Linked DNA regions of Mus musculus: all the other regions are linked to region 3. The links are chromatin loops, found by intact Hi-C in ENCODE. Cell type or tissue: left cerebral cortex. All regions are shown on one strand. Links, peaks and the distances in the headings refer to the core of each region. The heading gives the core; the rest is flanking DNA.

Region 1 (7,697 bases), core at 1,714-4,213, 640 kb before region 3:
GGGGCTCCCGTAGACGCCGAGCGCGGCGGCAGAATTGAGTTCGTGGCGTGCAGTGGCCAGCAGCCGGCTCTCGTAGACAGGGCAGTAGACGGGCGCCTGTGCCGAGGCTGCAGGCCCGGAATCAGCCAGTGTGCGGCCGCCCGACTCGCAGCACGTGCTCAGGGAGTTGGTGGTCATCAGGAACTGTGGTGGGAGGAATCGTAGAGTGGGCAAGGGGACAGAGACTAGGGCGCTGGACCCTCAAGGACCTCACGTGTCTCTAGGGGCCTCCTGCTACCTATGACAGACATGAATTTTTCCCCCATCAGCCGCTTTCTTTGGCCACGCTTAGGCCTCACTTTCTTTGGCCACGTGTGGGGGTCCAGCCAGCTTTTCAAATCCTCCATGGGAATTCCAAGGTCCTGTGTGCCTTCTCAACAAGCATGTCTGGCCCAAGTGTTTGCTAGGGTCCCCCAGGGTACAGTTTGAAGGGTTAAACAAGAGGGAATTCAGATCCACTAACAGGATTTTACTAGCTCCCCTAATCCTCCTTCCACACAAGTCATGTTTGTTCAGTATAAGGGCCAGCCAGTCAAGGACATGCTTATGTGGGAAATGACATCTAGTGGTGGCTCTTCCCTCTCCCATCCCCGTTGTCAGACCGTTGTAGGAGTCCCTTTACCTGAGGAGCAGAGGAATAGGGGTATCCAAACTGCGGGTAGGACATGGCGGGTGCGGCCTAAGAAGGTCTGAGGGGCCGTTGGGGTCCTGTGCACAGCGTGGGCACTGCTCCGGAGTTGTAGGATCCTAGGCTCTGGGAGGACAGAGCAAGAGGTGGTTAGTTCACCCATATGCTGCTCAAACTTTCCTAACCAGGTAAGTAAGTGAGTGACCTTTCTCTTAGCGATTCTCTTAGTTTCCAAGTCTGAACACTTCACAGGGCTCTGGGACCGACTGGCCTCGCTGCGATGATAGAAATACATATTTTGCAAAACAGAACAGCAACAGCAACAACAAAAACAAAACAAAACAAAAAACTGAGTCTGTCAAGTCAGATGTGCGCGGCTTTAAGCGACAGAAGCGTTGACGTCAGCCCACTCTGTGGCTTGGCCTGGCCTCAGACAGGTCACAGGGATGCTGGCCGGGCGGGGCACAGACGATCCATGTCTGCGATAGCAGGGCTGAGGGCCATCGAGCTTTAACAAATGAACTCCATCCAAGGAGTCAATATCGCCCCGACGAACGGTGTTTCTCCTTAGTCACGGAGGACGGAAGGCACTTTTAATTAGAAATTAATTAACGAGCAGCTGCTCCTTCACACCCCACTGTAATCATTAGTCTCAATTACAAATGAGACCTATGAAGGGACACACGAGTGAGTCTTCAGTGAAGATGTAATCAACAGTTAAATTAGCCGGGCGCTGGCTGCAGCCGCCCGCTGCCCTCGCTGCATTGCGCCCAGGGAGGAAGGACATGGGCCCTGCAAACCCGGCGGGCCCCTCGCGCTGAGAATGGGACAGCGTGCCTCTGCACACTTCTTCACCACCTAGATTTAGAAGAATCTCAGCAATGCCTCTCAGCAGTTTCTACTCTGCACCAAGCAGAGTTTTAGAACCAACTGCCACCACAGGAGAGCCCGCATTCAGATGGCGACGTAATTTCAGATGTGTGTGCATGTCTCCCACGCCCTCCCTGGAGTCCTGCACTTTCAGGATCGGTGAAGCCAGGTACTGCGGGGCTTCCCGGGTCTATTACCGGTTGAGTGTGCCATTCTGGGCAGCTCACTGTCCCTGGAAACTGCCCCTCCCCCTTCACTCCAGGTCATGCCACTGCTCCGTCTGGCTTCACTTCATTTCCTCTCCCCTCCCTCTTCTGGTCGCCCTCTGTGGCCTTCCGCATCCCAAGGCTAAGACAGAGACTGCCAGACGCCGCTGCTCGCTGGGAAGAGCACATTTCCAAACTAGGCCCGGGGCTCTTCCCGTAGGCTCCTTGATCCTAGGGAGCAGCAGGGTTAGGTGCAGGGAAAGGGGCGTTGGGCGCCTAGTCCTGGCACCCTTTGGTCTGCTTCACATAGCTTCTAGCCCGGAGTGTAAGGTGCTCTGCGAGAGAGGCCCAGTAGCCTCTCAAGACTTCTTGCGCTAATCTGGGCCCTGAGATATTGCCCCGAGGTCAAAGCGGAGATGAGCGGTCTGTGCGCGGAGTTTGGTGTACCAGGGCACCCCGAATTCTCAGGGCTTTCATGCCGCGATCTTCCCAGAGCCTGGCTCGCCCCTACTTCTTTTGGCCTGCCAGGCCAGCCTTTCGCGCTCCGCCAGCAGCAGAGCCGCTCATCGCGGAGCTGTGCAGACTTGCTCCTAAAGATTCCTGGGTTCAGACCTGCGAATCGCCCCAGGGCCACCCTCTAATTAATGATGACGTTCGCGCCCTCTCCCCAGCTGCAAGGCTGCCTCCCAGAAACGAAATCTGCCGGCCCTGACAGCTTGGTTGAAAGTGATGGATGACTATCTGGAGACCGCAGTACACATCATATAATATCTGCTGCGTAATTGCTTTAATTTACAGATGAAAATACGAGTTCTCCGATCGCGCTGGACCGCAGCCGGCCACGTCCGAACTGCTTGCAAAGAAGGAAACCATCGCAAATAATGAATAGCTGCCCCATGCAAATTATTCAGGCAGTTTAGCGTTGGTAGCCGGGAGAGATATATATAAAGAACACGAGTCGAATGACATTAATAATTGTTTTTGAATTCTGTATTGATTTCATGGCAAGCTGTGTTTATTTCTTTCTCACCTGAATTGCTAATACCTCCTCCCTGTAAATAATAAGAAACTAGCCACCGGGGCTTCTCGAGTAGAAATGAATCTCAGCCTCTCCCTCTTCCTGCTTCTTCCCCTCCCCCAACCCGCTTCTAGCTTCTTTCAGTTTTCAGGCTTTACTGAGGCTTTGGCTGAACATCCGACGACGACTACTTTCATTATTTATTGTTTACAAACAACTTGCTTTCTTTTGACGATGAAGCGCAGGCAGAGGAGGGGCTCTGTAAATGGAGGTAGAGGAACGTAGGAAGCAGGAACCCAGCAGTAGACTGGTGTACCTCAGTGAGGGGCCTTTTTGTCCCTTCGTTCCTGAGGCCCAGGCTTTGGGGACTCTGTGGTAAGCACAGACTGGTTGGGAAGGAGAAGGAAGACCAGGCCTGTGTGTGGCACTCAGCTGGCAGCAAGCAGTGCACCCAGAATGAACATTCTCAGTTTTCTTCCCCTGGACTCCTGGGGTTGGGTTTGGAATGTTAATCCTGAGGATTTCCACTTTTCTCCTTAGTGGACTCCTGTATGGTAGCTGGAGTCCCTCTCTGGGGAAGGAGTCTCAGGGTGTTCCTTGGGTCCTCAATGCAGCAGCATTCTGGTCTGCCTTCCAGTCAGAGCTTCCAGGCTCCAGATGTTGTTGTTATCCCTAGTTACCCTGTCCCTGGGCCTGGGCCTAGGAGCCAGGAGCACTGGACTCCACTGTGTCCCCGAAGATGCAGACTCACATTCCACACCTCATCTACCCCATGCAGGGGCTAGTCAGGACTCCACTGAACTATTCTGTCTTCACTCAGTCCCTACTGGCCAGTCCTGCTACTGGCCAGCACCCACCTCGACATCTTGCTGACAAACTGCTACCTGGCTGAAGCTCTCTTACCAAATGAGATATTCTTCAGGCCATCCTTGCTGCAGATATAAGGGTGCCTTCTTCAAAGACCAAGCCTTGAGTAGAGGCACAGGGCTCTCTAAGAACAGACAGGAGTCCCAGAATCTCAGGGACCTTCAGCTAAAACAATCTTGCATAGATGCTTCATGCTGTGACTAGAAACTCTTAGGGCCCCTAAATATAAACCACCATTTAGCAGTAGCCAGACCACTTGGCTTCCTGCAGTGTGGGCAACTGATCACCTTTGGAGAGGGCTTCAAGAGATCAGAGACCGAAGGCCTGATCAGATACCAAAGGGGTGGAGCAGGGAGCAGTTAGCCCCAAGAATTGGGAGTCTAGGGTTGATAATGGCCACAGAACTGGTGAGAGCTTGTAGGAAGGCGGATCTGGCCTTGATATTCCTGCCACCACCTAAGTCCCGGCTCTCCAGAGTGATCCTCGGAGCACTTTTTAGCTACACCAAGAGCTCCGTGGGAGCTTATTCTATCCCAGAGAGAAGTTGAGTACAACACAAGGCCAAAACAGAAGCCAGGCACCAAGAAAGAGCCTTTTTGTCTGAGGCTAGGCCGGAGCTTGGGATGCCTGGGTCCACTTTGGACACTCAACTGGTGTAGGCTCAGAAAGACGCCCTAGGTGCCAGAGATGCTGCGTGGTGCGGGCACCCTCCCCTTGCCTCAGATCATTCTTTAGCAGTCAACCACTGCTCCCTTTCCTCAGCCAGTGGGGTGAGCTGCTGGGACACGCGTTGAAATTCCCGTTTGCTTCCCCCAATGCCCTCCTTTCTGGCCCTCTCTTCCTCAGCTCTCCTACTGCACCCCCACGGAACGTTCGTTCGTTCGGCGCCGCCAAAGGAAGGAAGGAGCGCACTCAGGGGGTCCAACAGCACAAGCTGTTCTATCCCTCGCAAGCCAACACGGTCCGCGGGGACCCGAGCATCCCGTACCCGGATGCCGGGTCCTTCCCATCCGCTTACCAAAAACTTGCATCAAATGCAGCGACCTCCAAAGCCTCTATCCGCTAGAAGCAAACTTTGTCCCCTCCGGCGCAAGAGCGATCCTCGCAAAGTTTGAGCAGCAGAAACAATTTCTTACCTGCGCCAGGAAAGAGCCGGCCCGCGCCGCTTAGGCGCCAGGGCCTCCGGGAGCAGCGCGCAGCCCGGGACGCACCGGGGAGTCACCGCCGCCGCTGCCGCCGCCGCCTCCGCCGCCCGCGCCCCTCGGCGGCCGCGCGGAGCCTCTGCCTCCTCCGCCTCCTCGAAAGGGGGGGAGGGGTCTCGGAACCCCGGGAGGGGGCGGGCGTGGGGACCTTGCCTACCTGCAGTGGCGCCGGGCCACTCCTGGCTGCCCGCTAGGGCTCTGCGCGGCCGCTGGGCGCGCGCGCTCCGGCGGGGAGCAAGCGACAACTAATGGAGACATTTCCAGGCGGAGCACCTGGAGAGCAGAGCGCGCCGGCGTCCCCAGGCGCCGCGGTCGTCAGCCGAGCCCGCACCGGCGTGACGTGGGCGAGCGAGCGAGTTGCTCCCACCCGGCCGCCCATTAACGCTTTCCCCCCGCGGGCGCCCAACGCTTGCCAACTTTCCCCTCCGCCCTGGCCGCGCACCGGGTGCGCGGGTGTAGGGGCTGGCATGAGGGGTTCCTGAGGGTGAGGGTTCAGGCTTGGCCTCCTCAGAATGGTTTGGCGAGAATGCCTGGGCCCTAAGAGGACAGCCCAACCCTACCAGGACAGCAGAGGACATTGGTCCCTGGTTTGATCAAATGCTTGGCCTGCCCTGTGGATCCAGAGGCCTTGGGCACGCGGACCGGTCTCTAAATGGTTTCCTTTCCTTACCCATGCTGTCTGCTTGGGAAATGTGCCTCCTCAACTCTTAGGACAGAGATTCCTCTTCGCAGACCCTACCTACTCTGCCCTCACAATGCTATCCTTGGGAGTAAAATGGGCTTTCAAGCACCCCCCCCCCCGTCACTTTTCCCGACTTTCCACACACACCACCCACTGTAATGCAGCAGTTCTGGTTCCCTTCTTGTGGTCACAATAGTCCCAACCAACCTGGCTCTTGGCTGTTTGGGCAGCAAGTCTTCCTCACAGACTTGAGCAAGAGGAATCCGTAGTCCAATTTGACAGAAACTGCTGAGGATCCCAGTAGATCTGTGACCTTTCTGGGCGGGAGCTTACTCAGGACTATCAGGATCCAGCTGGGCCTCTGACCTGGAACACAAAAGAGGACAGATGTTCACTGGTTTCTTTAGCCTGAGGCTGGAGCCCAAGACAGGAGTGGTAGGTCCAGGCTCAGAACCCCTCTCACCTCCTGTTCAGTATCAGAGCCTTTGCCTTTCGCTCCCTTGAAGACTCCTTTTGTGGACTTGCTGCCCTACAAAGGTCTCAGTATAGGAGAGAGGCCCGGTGTGAGCACCACCTGTCCAGTTAGAGCAGGAAGGGGCTGTGGCCTGTAGAGCCCCAGGGCTTCTGCAGGACACCCCTTCCTCCTGCATAGTTTTCACTTCAAAGACCCAACTTACTTCTCTTCACCCACAGCAGTTCAATGACCTTTGAGATTTGTTGGGTTAGATAACCTCGGAGAAAGTTATCTCTGATTTTTCCCCCTTTGCTCCCCCCCCACCCCTTCGGAGCTCTTTGCAGCTGCTGGAGGGGTAATTCCAAATTGCTTGCTTCCCCAGCAGCCTGTAGCTGATCTGTGGCTGCAGACCTCACCCATCCAGCAGTGCCCAGCCAGGCTGAGTTGGAGTTCCAGGGGCTGCTGTAGGTCGGATACTACTTTAATCTCTGGCTGCTTTGGAAACCTGCTAGGCCACCGGTATAGCCCCCAATAAGCTAGGAGAGGGGACCTGGATTCTGGGTCTTGTCCCTTCTGTTTCAAGCCTGGGAGGCAAATGGGGGAGGGGTTTTTATTTATTTAAGGAAGGATGGAGGCATCCATTTGGAAGGTGGGAAGACTTGTCTAATTCCAACTAGAAGGAAGTAGAGAATAGGGGCATGCCTGCTCCCAGGGAAGGAGCAGGCATTTCTGGTTTCCCCCTTGTTTTGGGGCTCTTTTTAGGGTTTGTAGGAACCTCCTTGCACTTCACTGCATAGACAGAGACGGGCCCATGGGTACCTCTCCCGTGAGCCTTAGCTTCCATTTAAAGTTAAAACAAGCAAGGTGCATGTATGTGTTCATGAGTGTTACAACCTTAGCTGACTTGACTCATTTCATGCTCACCGAGGCTTCCCAAAGTACCAGCCACAGTCTAGAAACACCATTTGCACAAATCATGGCCTGTGTTATCTTCATGACCCAGCCCACATGGGTGGCACCCATCCCCCGACCCCACCCCAGCATAGGAGTTTAATTGGAGCTCTGGAGCCTTCCATGGGAGGAAGAGCAGGTGCCATCTCCTAATTTAGAGTTCATTTGGCTGAATGCTGCTGGACTTGACCTTGCTTTGACTACCGGGTGAAGCAGCTACAGATATCAGCCACCACCTACTGTGCAAGGCAGCTTCCCTGAGCCCCCTTGATATGTTCTGCCCCCCCACCCCCTCCCCGGACTGGCACCTTGTAGAAATGATGGAAATACCCCAGGTTTTGGCTAGGGGGCCTGCAGGGAAAGTCCCTTTTCTGGCTTCAGAGTGGGTGGTCAATCTGGAAAGTGGGTCTGCAGCTTGAGGTGTATCTTCAGGGAACAGTGCTAGGAACCAGCAGGTGGGCGGCTCTGGCAGCTGACTAAGCTGATGCTGCCCACACGGCTGTGCCCCTCAGATCCTCTTTCAATCTCCCTTTTGTCTTTCCTCCTGGTGCAGCTGCCAGAGTGTGATCTGGAATGAAAGTCTCTGTGCCCCTGGGGCTTGGCCACGTGGCTGCCTCCTCCTCACCTGGACTTTGCTAGAACACGCACAGGCATCTGGGGCTGAGCCTCCAGCTGGAGCTTACAGAGGCCTGGCCCCGAAGCTGCCCAGTGTCCATCATTCTTATGTCGTCCACGGGCTTGTCCTCCTGCCCAACCCTCTTTGGGGACCCGGAGGAAAAA
Region 2 (7,697 bases), core at 1,714-4,213, 330 kb after region 3:
TTCTGACTTGCCCCTGGATGGCTTTGCTGATTAGGAAATGGTTAAAAATGGGTTCGGTGAGGAAGACTGTAGTGGTTCTGTTCGAATTGTATTTAAAGTTAGGCTGACCTGCCTCACAGAACTCCACTCAGGACAGAGACTGAGTCCCACATAGCTGCAGGACAGGGAAACTCACTTCCTGGTAGATCACATTTTTTCTTTCTTTTTTAAATCTAGTGTTGTTTATCTTTCAAAGTTCAACTGCCAGTGGAGCCGATGCACAGAAGTCCGTTCCCGGAGAATGTGGCACGCTCCGGTGCCCAGTGAGTACCTGCTCTTGAGATTCCAATTGTTGATGAGGTTGGTCACTTAATTCTTATTGATAGAGCTCTGCATAAGGCTCTGTATTCGGTCCTTTGTAAAGAAAAACATGGATGTGTGTGTGTGTGTGTGTGTGTGTGTGTGTGTGTGTGTGTGTGAGAGTATGTGTGTTTGTGTGTGTGTGTGTGAAAGAGAGAGAGAGAGAGAGAGAGAGAGAGAGAGAGAGAGAGAGAGAGAGAAACACAATTGCTTTGAGGTAGCTATCCTTCAAAGATTATTCTAATTTAATCTTTGCCCCATGTCCTGGACCAGTACTGTTTTTCCTAAGGGGGAAGCCCCCCCCCCCACACACACACCATGTCACTGGCTCGGGGACCCTTTCATTCTCTTTCCCTTTAAGAACTCTCTTTGCTGGGCTTTGAAAGGCATCGTGGAGCCAATGTTGAAAATTCCAGCAATTAGCCACACAGAAGAACAATGTTCCTTTCCAACATTCTAAGATGTCCCTCTGTTCTCACAGGTTGAGCATTTCCTAATGAATACCAAAAGACTAGTAATGTCTCCTTTTGCCTATTAAATCTTTCAGCCTTCTTGCCTAATGGGGTAGAGGTGTGGTGAGCACAGGTTCACCTCTAAACCACTTCTAATAGTCCAACACTCCTCAAGTGTTGCAAAGGCTGTAAAGATGGAAGCCCTGTAAGAAGCCGCCTCTGTCCTGGATGAGAGGCAAAATTCTTTTCATTTCTGTGAGATGTAAGTGTTCTTAGATTCAGTCTATGGCACAGGTGGACCAGCAGTACCCCAGACCCCTCATCTGGCCTGACAAATTCCTGAGGAGGGTGGGTATATCTCAAGGTTCCCCTCTGATCAGTACCCCATGGGTTGATACACATCCACAGAGTGTTCCCTGCCATCTACAGTCATCACTTGGAAGGAAGGAAGGGAGGGAGGGAGGGAGGGAGGGAGGGAGGGAGGGAGGGAGAGAGAGAGAGAGAGAGAGAGAGAGAGAGAGAGAGAGAGAGAGAGAGAGAAAGGAAGGAAGGAAGAAAGAAGGGAAGGAAGGAAGGAATCGAGGGAGAGAAGGAGGGAGAGAGAGAGAGAGAGAGAGAGAGAGAGAAAGGAAGGAAGGAAGAAAGAAGGGAAGAAAGGAAGAAAGGAAGAAAGAAGGAAGGAATACAGGCAGACAGACAGACAGACATGTTCTGGCCTATTAATAGAAAGCCTGGAGGATATATTTATTTATTCTAATAGTCCAAGCATGCAGGCTCAGCCCCCTCCTGATGCAGACTGTGGATGAATATATACAGCTAATGGCATACTCCTGGCATGGGTGGGGCCAGCAGGCAGGGACTGGAAGAATGTGGCTGTCTGCCTTGCTGCCTGGCCTGGCCTGACCATCAGCACAGGGACACAGGCTGTCCGCCCACAAGGCTGCCTGCTGAGTAAGGGGTCAGTGCTGGGAGGCAAGGCCATGCCTCAGAACTCTCTGCTGGCTCCCCAGCTGCCGCTTCTTCCACTCAGGCAGCTGTTCCCAGCAGCTCCAAGAAGACAAATGTCTTTTAGCGTGCTTTTGATAAAATAAATCACCATCATTTGGATAAGGCACATTTTATTAGTGACAAAAACCCACTTGGTGAATTTCTTTCTCCATGTATATAAATATAGCAAGACGGGCTGTGAACAGCAAAGTTTGGAGGTGACTCCTCGGGTCCCATGCATTCACCCTTCTACCCCTCTACGTATTTTGATTTTTTTTCCCCCGAGAATGAGGGAAGAGTGACTTGCTTGTTTGTTTTGGAGGATCAGTATGGGTTCTTTTAAGGAAAGACAAAGAAAGAGGTCAGCAAATCATCGCTACAGAGGCCAGGAAAGCGGACCTCTCTCTTGAGTGAAGGCATTTTTGAACACACCCGAAGCAAAGCGTGGCTCCCTGGAGGAGATCTCTGTGGAGCTGCAAGGATGCTGCTCTAAGCCCAGGAGCTTCCTCCACTCTGGGCTTGCAGGTTCCTGGACCTGGTGCATATTTTATGAAATGATTAATGCCGGAAAGGAGCTCACATTTTTGCATTTCCATATTTAAGCATACATAATAAATCGGGAATTCTTACAAACAGATAAGACCGGTCTAATAGCATTACGGACAAATAACAACACAATCAGCTGGAAACAATACATTTAAGAGGAAGTGGAACAACGCCGGGAGGTCAGACAATATCTCCCACAACATTGGGAGAAGGCTGTCAATTGTTTGTATAACGTACGACGGCAAAGCCTCTTAGAACGTTGTTAAGTCTTTATTCAGTAATACATTATCATGCATATTTCATGGCAGGGATTACTAAGGCAGAATTGTGTGTCATTTTTGTTGTATGTCTTTATAATTACACCTTGAAGCCACCACTAGGTTTTTTTTTTTTTAAACTACATATTCATGAAAAGCGGACTTGTAATTTGATAAAGGGGAGCTTGTGTTCCCGTCTCCATTCAAACGGCATCATGAAGCAGAATAGAAGTAGGCATCTGTGTTCTCCGGCATTAATCTCCTCAAGCACATTCCGGCTGCTGTGATGTGCAGGAGGGAGATAAGTCCTGAACGGGCTGGAGCCGAGCGGGCCAGACAACTCTATTATTGGCTTCATAATTGCTTAATTAAACTTTTGTCAGTAATCATTATGGGGGCAATAGAGCTGTTAGACTGGCTTCTGTTAAGCAAAAATCAATAAACTGTTGGAGTTAATTTCGCTGTATTTTTTGTCCTGCAAATGAAATTCATTGCTCCCGGTTAGTGATCTGTGTGGCTGCCGCCCGGCTGATATGAACAGCCATCACCATTTGAATTGAGGGTATTCAGTAGCACATGAATATGAACAAATGGCAAACATAAATCTCTTGCATGAAGTACACCTCCTACCCCTTTATTATGGAACAATTGACCCATCTAAAATGAATTCTAATGCCAGGAAAGCGTTTAGATTTAAATTACACCATGGTCCTCTGGATCTGAAAGATGGCAGCATAAAAAAGATTAATATGCTAATTATTTTTCTCCTTATTTTTTTTCCTTCGACATCCATGGTGGGGTATTGTGAAGCGTGTAAATAAGATGACTGTTTTGTCAAGAAATGGCTCCGAGGCACACTATATCCCATTGCAATTTAATTTGTTTATTCAAAACCTCACTCCAGATTTTAACTGTGTTCGCAATAACACTTTATTTTTTTTCCGAGTAATGTTTTCCTTTCACAAAGAGTTCCTGGAAAAGTAAAGCATGTTTTTGTTTATTGAAATAGATTTAATGGTATTATGAATGATGATGCGCTTAACTGAGGCTGTATTTATAAATTCCTGTCAAACTTTTATTTTCTTCTCCTCTTCCCGGGCTGCTGGCATTGGTCCTGGCAGTGCCGTGTCTGTCTCTGTACTGGGCAGGGAGATAGAGGTGGTGCAGGGGCAGGTGGGCTTTCTAAGACACACTACTCACTCCCCACCCCCACAAGTTTTACACTAGGGTGCCCCACCTCTAAAATGAAAAATCAGCACAGAACAAAACGAAAGAAAACACGGAAAGCCCAGCCTCACTGGATGCCGCTGCCTGGTGTGTGGTTAGAACTGACATCAGCATTGTCCCTGGTCCATATAAAGGGTTTCCTCTCAGAAACAACTTCCAGAGAGAGCATCAATAAGCACTGTGAGCAGAGGCGGGGAAAGAGGTGGGATGAAGTGTCCAGGGCCACCAGGTCCTTTTGCCAGCATCTTGGCAGGCTTACTCCGGCATTCATCCTGCAGCTGGCTCACTACCGTTGGAGAGCGTGCAGGGTGGCTCCACCACACACGTGCCAAGGAATGCGGCAAAGTTATGAAAATGTCTATAGTGATCTCAGAGTGAGAGAAATGGCTGTGACATCCTTTTAGGTGCCACGGTGGCAGACCTGATCAGAGGAAAAAAAATTTCTCCGTCTTTGAAGATGGAAGAAAGAGAGACACTATTTTGAAGGGTTTGCTAGGTGTGTCTAAGAAACAGAAAGACAATAAAAACTGAGAATTTGATTTTAATATTTGTATAGCTTGAGGCGATTCTTGACCTTGTCATACCTTTTATATTCATTACCGACTTCACGCTTTTCCTTGTCTATGAAGAAGGATGAAGACCCACACAATTCCAATATCATCACAGTCACTAAATTAGGCTCATTTTCCGGCGTGAGCATGGCCAGTGTGTCTCATGCTTCCTGAATGCGGATTGCTTCTCTGAGATATCAGCATCTCCTACTACCACCTGCAAAGTGTTGGAGCACAAGGCATATCAGCTGCTCAATTAAGGCTGAGTAAACCAGTGGACTAACACCAGGCCAAACCATGGGCTGAGCCTAGAGCTTGGCTGACAGGCTCAGTCAGGCCTTAGATCCCTTCCAAGTTTTACTTTCTTTTGGTGCTTGCAAATTGGTTTTCCAAGATGACTACGGCCAAAACAGTGCAACCGAGAGTCCTGCTAGGAAGGAAAGACAGCTGCCCACCGCGCACGTGGACATTTATACTCTGCTCCGTTTCTTCTGAATGTGTTTTTCTTTGCCAGAAAAAATTTGAAGCTCTTCTCATTTTCATATCTAGATTCCGAGAATGTCTGATGTCGGAAGGGAAATATTTCTCGTGCAGTTAGCAAGATGGATACCATGATAAGAATTATTAATAATCCTGCAGTCTCCAGAATGGAGGGAGGGGCTGATCAATCCTGTTCTAATAAGAGTAGTGCCTAACATGATATTTAGTCCTACTAGACTTTCAGTCTTGAGTGCTCCAATAAGTCTCTTCATGGGAGAGAGCAGACCCCTAGGAAATGCTACTTTCGATCACATGTAGATTAGGAGATGTTCAGCCGTGCATACGGGGATTTTAATTTTCATTATTGCATTCATTATATGATTTAAGTGAGATTACAGAACAATATAGACAGTCTCTTGTGATTAAGTAACAGTATTTAAGCATGCTGGAAATCTTAGGGGTAATTCTTTTTTGTAAAGTTGCAACTCATGCATTTCAACATGCATTATGCATTGCATCTTAAAGCTGCATAAAGCTTGGATAAAGAGCTGACTTTCCTCTAAGAACACCTAGAAATACAAGGGATTAGGAAACTTTTGGCTGGGTTAAAAAGGGATATAGGTGGCAAGGCCGAGGAAAGCCACTGACAGTGTCCAACTTAAGCAGGCACATCCTGGCTATTCAGGCTACTGACTTTTTAAGAGTTCTGTGCCAGTGCTGATCGGAAGGAAAGGAGACTTCCACACACAAATGAGAAGCCTCTTCGCTTCTCCTGGAAGTCAATGGAAGTCTGTGTTCCCTGGAATCCTGAGCTCTTGTGGCCTGGCTAAAGTTGTACATGGAGGTGAGGTGCCCTGTGTATCTGCAGAGTGAGAAATAGCTCAATATTTGATGGTCCCGAATGTTCCCAAGCACGGGCACTTGCTAACTTCCCGCTGAGGTGCACTCTCTCTGTGTGCTGCACACCCTCGCACAGATGGGAGGGATTTAGGATGATCCCCATCCTGTTTTATGCCTGCACTGCCATAACAATTAGAGCCCTTGGGGCTGGCTTTGGAAGAGAGGCACACATCTCCCTTCCCTTAGGTGCCCACTGTGTTTCCAATCCGACTTTCTGACCTGTGTGCATATGGACCCACTTGGTATACGGAAAGTATTTCAGTTTGCAAAGGCTGGCCTGTGTTTATTAAGACTTCATCATGTTCTTGACAACATAAAACACTCCACTTTAGGGACCCTGCTCTTTCTTTGGTGTAAAAGTAGACACAGAGAAGGAGGTGGCGAGGAGAAGAGAAAGAGTATGATTAAATGTGAAGGAGTTAATTCACTTGATAGAAGTGAGTAGTTTATAAATTTGATGTGTATCACAAACGTGTTCAAACTCAAGAGAATTTGTTCAGGTAACTTTTGCTACTTTATGTTGGCTTTTTAGTTAAATGATTTGATTTGGAACCGTGTGAGCATCACTGTTTATGGGTCTCAGTTAATGAAGAAAAATCTGAGAGTCAAATTGGAAGATGGAAATGTCCCCAATAGAATCTGAGATAGTGGAGGCCTCATGCTATTCTGGACTTCCCGTTTCCCCTCTGTATCTGCTCTACAATCTTCTGTAGTTTTTATTGCCTTTCATCTAAAAACCGCTGGTTCACCCATAATACCTGTAGAGGTCAAGGCTTTTTCCTATACACGTGTAAGTGACCTGGATAACTCATCGCCTATCACAACCCTTCTGCCCTAGGACACCTTCCTTCACCTGCCCCAGGACACCACAGGAGTGCTTCCTGCTGCTGCTACCAGCCCCAGCCATAGGCGTACTACTCTAAAAAATAGTAGTTATCGTCTTATTTTCTCCTTATAGAGAAGGTATTGTCTATTTTTTTGTAGAAGACAATAAATACAGAAAAACAGAAGTAGGCTACCATACTTTGACCTCCTGGAACCCAGCTGCTGTTAATGCCTGGACTGTTTGACACACAGACTAGAGAAGCAGTTCTCATCACGAAGAATCAGAGTTCTTTTGCCGGTCTGTGATACCTGATCAGAACATTCAACACTTTTCAAAGCTGAGAAAGGGACTCAAAGCAACCAGAAAAGCAAACTTACACCATTATTTTAACCAGCTCTCTACCTCAGTATGAAAACTCAACCCTCTTGGCAGAGTGAGGGGACACCTCATGTGCTCTTCTTATCTCCAAGGGCAAAACGGTCCTGAATGAGCTGACACGTGGCATAGGGTCTCTATGTCTTTCTGATCAAGCTGGCCTAACCTTGTAGCAGGTGCGCTTTGCTGTAGCATCTTGCACAAGGCAACCTGCAGAGGAAGAAATCTTTCCTTTCCGCCAGCATCTTTGCTTCCTTTGACCTGGAGTGTGAATGCAGAACTGCCGTTTTTTTTTTTTTTTTTTTTTTTTTTTTTTTTTTTCCTTTTAGCATTTTGGGCACAGCCAGGGAATCAGAAATGAATCAAAAGGTAACTGAATGTGGCCCTTTACAGTTTTCACACGCTGGGAACCAGCTCGGAGAGAAATTGCCACTGCAAACACAGTGTACGGAAATATTCCTGGACAGCTCCTCAGAGCCCCAGGGCAAGACCTGCCTTCCTAAAAATACAGCACATTTTCTGTTCATTAAAAAAATCACCCTCAGCCCCATGCTTGGCCTAACTTCTCTCTCTTGCTGGAGGCTCCATTCTCCTACACCTTTAAGGCCCTGCAGGACAGTGAGAAGACCCTACTGTCCTCCCCAGGCTAGCAAGCAGATAGTGGCTCCCTCCTCTTTCTCTCTCTGGTCAGCATTTTATGTCTATTTTACAAAGGAGAAAATGGTTTTAAAAGTCAGTGGATCCGGTAATGTAATAA
Region 3 (7,697 bases), core at 3,109-5,608:
GCATGCGGTGTCCAGGGCAGACACCGCAGGGAGATGGAGGGCAGTGTGGAGACACCTGCAGAGTTGCCTGGGCATCCCACTTCTACAGTCCTCTGTCCGCCTGTACTCCAGGCTGAGGCTGCCCGTGTGGCTTCCCGTCCGGTCTCCTGCTCCTGGTGCCTGGGCTGCCAAGCATCTACCCGGAATCTGAGCGTTTCGGTTTGAAGCTGTGGGAGGCCCCGTGGTGAGGCTTCTGTCCAAGTCCACAGAGAAGATTTCAGGCCGTGTTAGGAACATCATGTCCGTTAACGTCTGGAACACGCCAGTGAGTGACTCGCTTCAACAAACGCCACTCTGGTCCAAAAAGAGTTTTTGTTTTCTTTTGTTAAGTTGAATGCCTGTTCGAAATTGGGGGAGAGGTTCCTGTCAGGAGAGCTGACTTGACTTTGCTAGAGTATCCACTGCCACTTCCCGAAAGGACATGGGCCAGCTTGTGAAGTGTCGCAGTCGTGAGGTGGTTCAGGTAACCTGAGGTCCAGGAGTTGACTCGCGGGTCCCTTGAGCCCTTAGGTCCCAGCCCCTAAACTTTCTCGACCATACCTGCTCCCTTTCCCCAAGTGAGGGGAGTCGATGGCCAGGATGGGCACTAGTACGCTGGATGTAAAGGAGCGTCAATGGGGGGCGCTTGGGATTCGTAGGGGTCAGGTGTGAGCTGGCCCGGGAGGGGGCGCCCGCCCAACAGGTGTCTCCTTGAAGCTTGCTAGGTAGAGCACGAGGACTCTGAAACCTGGCGCGCGGGCCTGAGCTTCCATTTTATTCTCGGTGGGCTCTGAAGCTAGTAGAGGGCGGCAGAGTTCTCCTGCCTGTGAGCGCCTGGCTTCTGCTTAGGCCTGGATCGTGGCGCTCCAGCTCCTGCAGCAGCCAGATCCGTGACACCGAATGAATGCTGTAGTCAGCCAGGCTGCTTTTTGTCTTGTCCAGGTCCCAGGGAACCAGGGATCAATTGTAGTGATGGACTGGAGACAATTTTTCCCGGGCAGGCAGGCAAGCAAATTTATCACTTTTGGTAGGAACTTTCCAGGCACTCTACTCAAACACTGCCACCACCATACACCCTCCCCTTATTGCCCCCCCCCCCGCCACCCCCCAGAACTTCTGAACCCCTTTCAGCAGTCTCGGTGCCTGTGCAGAGCCCACTCCCCTTTATACCCTGAGTTATTTACTGTCTAGCATCTACAGAAAAGACCCTGGGTGGGGCATACTCATTCAAGGGAGGGGGAGGGAAGGGAAGGGAAGGGAAGGGAAGGGAAGGGAAGGGAAGGGAAGGGAAGGGAAGGGAAGGGAAGGGAAGGGAAGGAAGAGGTCACCACGCTAGCACCCCAGAACAGGGCATCTGGGTGGAGCCAGATCAGTTTATTCAGACATTTTTGTTTTCGCAGGAAGAGATTCTTTTGGGAAGGGGCCCTAGGTGAGATGTCCTGTACTGGAAACAACCACAAGTCAGACTAAGGCTCTTAGCTTCCAATTAGGTTGGTTTCAGTCTTTTATATGAAGTATCTAATTTTTACCAGGAGAATGATTGTCCAGATCTTAATCTTTTCTAAAGATTAGTTTCCTGTCCTGGTTTCAATTTCAGTGGAGTTTACCCTACCTTTTCCTTGTGACTTGTGCCAGGTATGTATGGAGGAGAAAGCAGTGTGTGTTTATACATATATGTGTGTATATGTATATATACATATGTACGTGTATATACATAAGTATGTATATACATATACATGTGTGTATACACACACACACACATCTTTCTCTCTATATATATCAGTAGAATGGAGCAGGTTCTTATGCCTATATGCAGCTGATTCAGACATTAATTACATAACCATACAAATGTGCTTGACTTTGGAGGGCCTCGTCCTGCCCACAGACATTGAGAAAGTACAACCCTATTATTGCTCAGTACAACCTATCAAGACCAAGACCTCCCGTATTTCCTCCACGAATTATCTTTCACCAAAATTTAAAATGTCCATACTGCTGTCTGTTACTAATAAAAACAGCCTACCTCGTGTAATTAAACAGTCGAATCTGACTACATGCCGATTTTATTGGTAGTGACTGTGGCACATTAAAATGCCTATACAGGGACATTAGCTCGTGAGTTCCCATTGTTATTGGCGCATTAAAACTCTGGTTTACACGAATGATCCCAAACTCTGGAAAGCCCTATTTTTCTTCTCTTAGGTTAAAGTTGCATTAATCTTAAAAACAAAACAAAACAACAAAAAAACCACACCACCACCAACAAGAACAACAACAACAACAAAAAATCAAGGAGGAAAATTTACTTTCCAAGTATAGCGCCTGGGCAGATAATCATCACTGCTACTGGGGTGACAGGGTTACCCCAAACTGCTCTTGGTTTCCAACTTCAAAAGAGGCCTGGATTCTGTGCTTCAGGGTAGGAGGAGAGTTCAGATGTCTCTTGGGAATCCAGGTGCTTGGCTCCTCTTTCTCCAGCTACATACATGGAGTGAACAATGTATGAAATGTAGCGAAATCGGTTGACTGCTTAGAAAGCGGTCTCTTGTGGTGGTTGTCCAGGCTGTGGGTACATGCTGTGTACCCTCCCTCACGTATGTAGTGGAGTTAAAAACAAACCATGTTACTATGGTCCTCACACAAACAGAAGTGGAAATATTTAGAGTTGGCCCTGGCTAGCGACTCTTTCAAGTTGCCCCCGTTTTCCGTGGAGGCCACTTGTGGGCCAAATATTAAGGCTAGGAATGGAAGATCTTTCTGGGTACTAAACTGGTTTTGAAGGCCCAGGCGCTGGCCTGATACTGTCCTGTTCCATGGTTTTCAGGAGGCGACTAGATCTAAAGTCGCGCGGCAGGCGGCGAGGGGGCGCTGTGGCCCGCGCCTGCCGGCTGAGGCCCAGCTGCGGAAACCTGGTGCTGCCACCGTGCCACCGACGCGTGGCTGACGCCCCGCCAGCGACCAGATCTATCTCTTTCCATGCCTGTTTTATTCGGGAAAGAAGGAAAGCAATAATACAAGGGCATTTCAACAAAACTAGAGCTCTCATGACTATTTTCTATTTCAACTATGTCTTCCGTGGTTTAAGTTTGGGGCCCAAAAATAAGCTGCCATTTAGGTGCGTGCAGATTTTTTTTTTATCTTAAATAAAACGAAACATTCACTTTTAAAGTGGGTTTACTTTAATGAAGGAAAATTTAAAATGTAAGTAAGTTTCGATGTATCAAGTCATATCCTATTCTATTAGCAGCCAGGACTTTCTGGCATGTGCATGTTCTTGGTCATCAAGACAGAAGGGCGAGATGAAGTCAACCTTTGCTTCTTTATTCTTTCAGTTTCGTTTTTGTTTGGTTTTAAAGATTTTCAGTGCACCAATTTTAATTCTACATGCAAAGGAAGTCTCCCTCGGGCTTACAATATATTGGGGCTGCATCCGTATTTCTAGTTTCTAAAGGCGACGCGCTTTCCTGGAAAGCGCGCACACAGGACAGTCCCCCGAAGGTGAGGGGCTCTTTGATGCCCGCTTCCTTGAAAGAGAAGTCTGGGCCCCAACTGGGTTCTCAAACCTGCCTGAGAGGCCTGGCCTTCTTGGCCGGTACAGGAGGTGGCTGCCCCTGTGGAGCCCAGAATTGCTTTCCGTCCTGAACTTGGGGGTGGGGAAGGGGGGGGGCGACAACGCACTTTTTTTTTCTTGTTTCCCTCTCGAAGATCGAGAATTCCACTAACCAGTGCTTTCTCTTTTAACTATCCTCTAACCAGTGCTTTCTCCTTTATCCTCGCTCCTTCGCTTCAGATCCTGATCAGTTTCTCTTCTCATGGTTTTCTTTAGTGGGAAGCATGAGTTCGCATTCTCCGGTAGAAGCCCCGCTTTAGACAGGCTTCCTGAAGTTTCTCTCCCGCGCGAGTCCGGACAATTCTCCCTCCACATCTGGCCATTCGGTCGCTGTTCTCACCCTTGTCTGCTGGTGTCATGCTTCTGTCGCTCCTTTTCTCTCCTCTTGTCTGTCTCCCAACTGCGATCCTGCCCCCCGCGGTCCATCCGTGTCCTGGGAAAGGCGTCCACGAGAGACCCGGTCCAGGGTTTTGCGCCCCTCCAGGAGGTGGCCTAGCTGGCCAGATCCGGGAGTCTGAGGCGCCGCCAGGAGGGAGCGCAGCGCGCGCAGCCTGAGAGCCAGGCAAAGACTGGACTAGGGGACTGTGCTAGTTTGCGGTCCCAGAACCAGTGAGGGAGTTAAAAGGGAACCCATTTCAGGCCTGGCTGAGAGCCGCTAAGCAATTTCACAGCCGGCTCCCCTGGGCCCCCGCACTGCAGACACAGCTCCCGACATATAGGAGCTGAGTCCCGGCTTGCTTACTCTTGGTCTTGGAAGACGCATTTCCTGAACTCTCCTTAGCGGTTCTAGGCTCTGTGGTCAGGTTTGCAGCCATCTGAGCCTGCCTTTCAAGCTTGGTCCCATGAGCAAATGAAAACCTACCTGCCTGAGCCTGGGAGGAGTCTTTGCTGGAAGGAAAGCCAGGCAAGAAAACTGCAATTCTCTAAGTCTTTCCCAAGAAAGCAGGTCTGCTGGGGCAGGCTTAATTTCCACCTGCCATTTCTCACTGGTATGTCCAAACAACTCTCCAGGACATAGTCTAGGCGGCAGGTAACCATGAACACACCGTTTTCTCAGGCTCTCTCAGAGTGCTCTTACATACCCGGCAAGGAATATTATAATTTTTAAGAAAAAGGAGGAATGTGGGAAGGGAGGGAAAGAGAAAACACGGCAGGGAATGTAGATTCTTTTAAAATGGATAAATCTGAATTAAAAACAAACCGCACTGGGAGAAGAATGTTGGTGCTGGTACAGGGTGGGCAAGGATGCAGAGTCATGAATTCTGGAGTATCCCTGGGAGAAAATGTGCTCACCTCCACACCTAGAAGAACTTGAAAATGACTGGATCCACTGTGCCAGGGAAGGCCTCCAGACAAAGAGCTGCACTTCATACCTCTACCTCAGAACTCCACGCAAGACCCAGGGCAGAAGGTATCTCAACCATCTGGACTGTGACAGCTCAAATTGCTTCGAAGAATTGGGAGGAGCATCTAGTGACACCTGAAAAAGCGGGAGGTAAGAGCTGCTGTCCGCCCACATCACTGCACACGACATAGGAAATGCCACACGGGCGCTGGGGGAGATTGTGGCACAGAGTAGCAGACCTGAGACCTCCCAGGGGGTAGCACAAAATGTTGCCCCTGGAGAAGCCACTCAGGTCAGCAGGAGACTGGAGAATGGGGGAAGAAGACAGAGAGGGACAGTGATGAAGATGGAATTTAAAAATAAGTGCCAGTCTTTTGTGCTTCCAAACAGAGCAAGGGGACCTTGGAGGACTGTCTGTATCCTACTTCAGGCATGAGATACCTGTGCAGGGCTCATCTCTGTCAGAAGGGGTGTGTCCCGAAAGATACTGGTAGAGTAGGTAGGTAAACATTGAGGGACCCTAACAACCCTTAGCCGGGAAGGGGCTGCTGCATGAGAATATATTGCTCTTCACTTTTCCTTTGTATGAGCTATTTTATGTTTCTAAAATGTTTACAATTAGGCACTAGCCTTACAAAGGAGCACCCTAGGTGTGGAAGTATAATGTGCTTCTTGGGGGAGGGGGATGCTTGACTTAAAAACAACAACAAAAAAAAAAACCTCTCTCTTTAACATTTTAATTCTGTATTCTCTTTATAATAAATACAGATGTATTGATTTTGCAGTTTAACCTTCAAAACAAATGACATCTCTGTGTTGGATGGGGTTGTTTGAGGCATGGGAGGAAGCTGAGCAGGATGTTTTTCCTTCCATGAAGTGTGAGATGTGGCCCTGCTCTGATCAGAACTGTATATACAGGAATTCTGCAGACCATAGATTCTGCAAGGAGAGGTCTAAATGCAGGCAGGACACCTGCACATTCCTGTGGGAAGTGCCTTGCTTCTGCTCTGTATGGGATACTAGCGCCAGCATCCCGGGGGAACAGTGAATGTACATTAGATAATTCAAATAACAATTAGAGAGGGGACATCAGGATCTAGGAAACTGGAGGAAGGGCCTGTGGATGAAAGCAAGAAGCCAGACAGGGAAAGAGAGAGGGTTATCCTCCTACTGCAGACATTCCCAGGCTACCTCTCTCTCCAAGACTGGAACACAGAGAGCTTTTCTAGAAACAATGGCTGTAGGCTCTGTCCACTTGTCCTGACTGCAGCCAGAGGAATGGGGTATTTGCAAACCTAAGTCCCCATAAAGCCCTTGCACTTTGAGAGACCATTTACTATGTTCTTTCCATATAACCTGCCGCAGAGGCAGAGAGGAGAGCAATATGTTTCCAAGGCTTTGCTTTGTTCTGTGGTTCAAACCGGAGAAAGCCTGAAGCCTTGGGTTACTGCCACAACTGTCTGTCCACAGCAGGGCTTCTTCTACTGGCTGCTGCCTTCTGTAAAGCCTTCCATGTCTCAGGAGTCTCCAGGGGCAATGTTACCATCAACAGGGCTTCCTGCGCTCCTCACTTTCTGCCACTGCCTCCATGCCAGCCTGCCTAGCCTGCCTAGACACTAGAGAAGCACTAATGCAACGAATGCACACATGAAAGATAAATGTCTGGCTCTTGGCTGGTCATTTCTGGAAGGCATTAGGGTTGATATAGGGCATGGAAGACAGCAACAACCACGATGTAGATGTTTCTTTTAGGTGCTGACTTCCAGCCCCACCTGCATTTGAATGTGTAACCAGTCTAAGTCCAATCAGACTCTCCCATAGCAGCTTGGGCTTCTGAAGATAAAGTAAGATCAGCCTGGAAAGCTACATTTTAAGGCCTCTCGTTCTTTGCCTATCACCATAGGCTCATTGTTTAAATCCTTGGTCCCAGATGTGTTGCTGTGGACAACATTGGGTGGCTGTGGAAACAGTAACAGAGGTGAAGCCTATGGAAGTGGGTTACTTGGGCTGGGTCTTGGCATTTTGTAGCCTGGTTCCACTTCCTCTTCAGTCTTACTTTCCTGAGTATGGATACAATGTGACCTGTTGCACCTCTTGCTGCCAAGCCCTTCCCCCTCCATGATGTAACTGTTTCCCCTTGTACTGTAAGTCCAAATAAATCCTTCTTTCCTTAAATGGGTTTTGTTAGGTGATTTTTGTCATTGCCACAAGCAACCAATGAAGGATCCAATAGATAAGACTATTTCAAGTAGCTTTTTGTTTGTTTTTGAAACACAGTTTCTCTATGTATGCCTGGCTGTCTTGGATTTCACTGTGTAGATCAGGCTGGCTTTGAACTCATAAAGATCCACCTGCCTCTGCTGGGATTAAAGATGTGGATCACCATACCTATATTAGCATTTCATTTTAAAAATACATTTGTGAGTTAGCAGTCATCCCCAGACTTTGTATTCCTTGCGTGAAGTGTACATATGGTTTCATTTTCTGTCTCAGATTACCTGCAGATGTCCCTGAAAGGCCAGATATCACAGCAGCTGAATGAATGAATATTGACACTTTGATAAAAAAGAAAGTTAAACAAAAGCAAATTGAACTTTGATATTTTTAGTAAAAAGTATATAACGGAAGCAGGTTATAAATACCTTATTTAAATACTTACCTAATTTCATTATTTATATGTGTGTTTTTTTCCTTTCAGGTATGTATATGTGTCACATGTACAGT

What was found. A loop is a pair of places that touch in the nucleus more often than their neighbours do. Peaks named below come from ENCODE experiments on the same cell type or tissue, not always from the same donor. Only the 100,000 strongest peaks of a DNase experiment are listed, where the experiment ranks them.
Region 1: a loop joins it to region 3, with 7 times the contacts of the local background. A loop is called at or near these places in 10 of 42 quality-filtered maps.
Region 2: a loop joins it to region 3, with 5 times the contacts of the local background. A loop is called at or near these places in 6 of 42 quality-filtered maps.

What each region holds. Positions count from the first base shown.
Region 1 is chr13:73,257,944-73,265,640 of GRCm38, reverse strand. Irx4 (Iroquois homeobox 4) reads right to left here and starts at 5,144. Exons shown (of 6, transcript NM_018885.2): 1 at 4,765-5,144; 2 at 662-793; 3 at 1-183. The coding sequence starts at 706. In left cerebral cortex, for the core only: no CTCF peak of the experiment used is centred there; no DNase peak of the experiment used is centred there.
Region 2 is chr13:72,293,886-72,301,582 of GRCm38, reverse strand. No RefSeq gene overlaps it. Among named protein-coding and RNA genes, the nearest start is that of Gm41000, 240 kb to the left of the region's middle. In left cerebral cortex, for the core only: no CTCF peak of the experiment used is centred there; a DNase peak (open chromatin) is centred at 2,929.
Region 3 is chr13:72,620,584-72,628,280 of GRCm38, reverse strand. It overlaps Gm20554 (predicted gene, 20554), which reads left to right. Exons shown (of 1, transcript NR_030701.1): 1 at 1-4,815. It also overlaps a transcript of Irx2 not described here. Among named protein-coding and RNA genes, the nearest start is that of Gm20554, 4.1 kb to the left of the region's middle. In left cerebral cortex, for the core only: a CTCF peak has its summit at 4,139; DNase peaks (open chromatin) are centred at 3,202 and 4,294.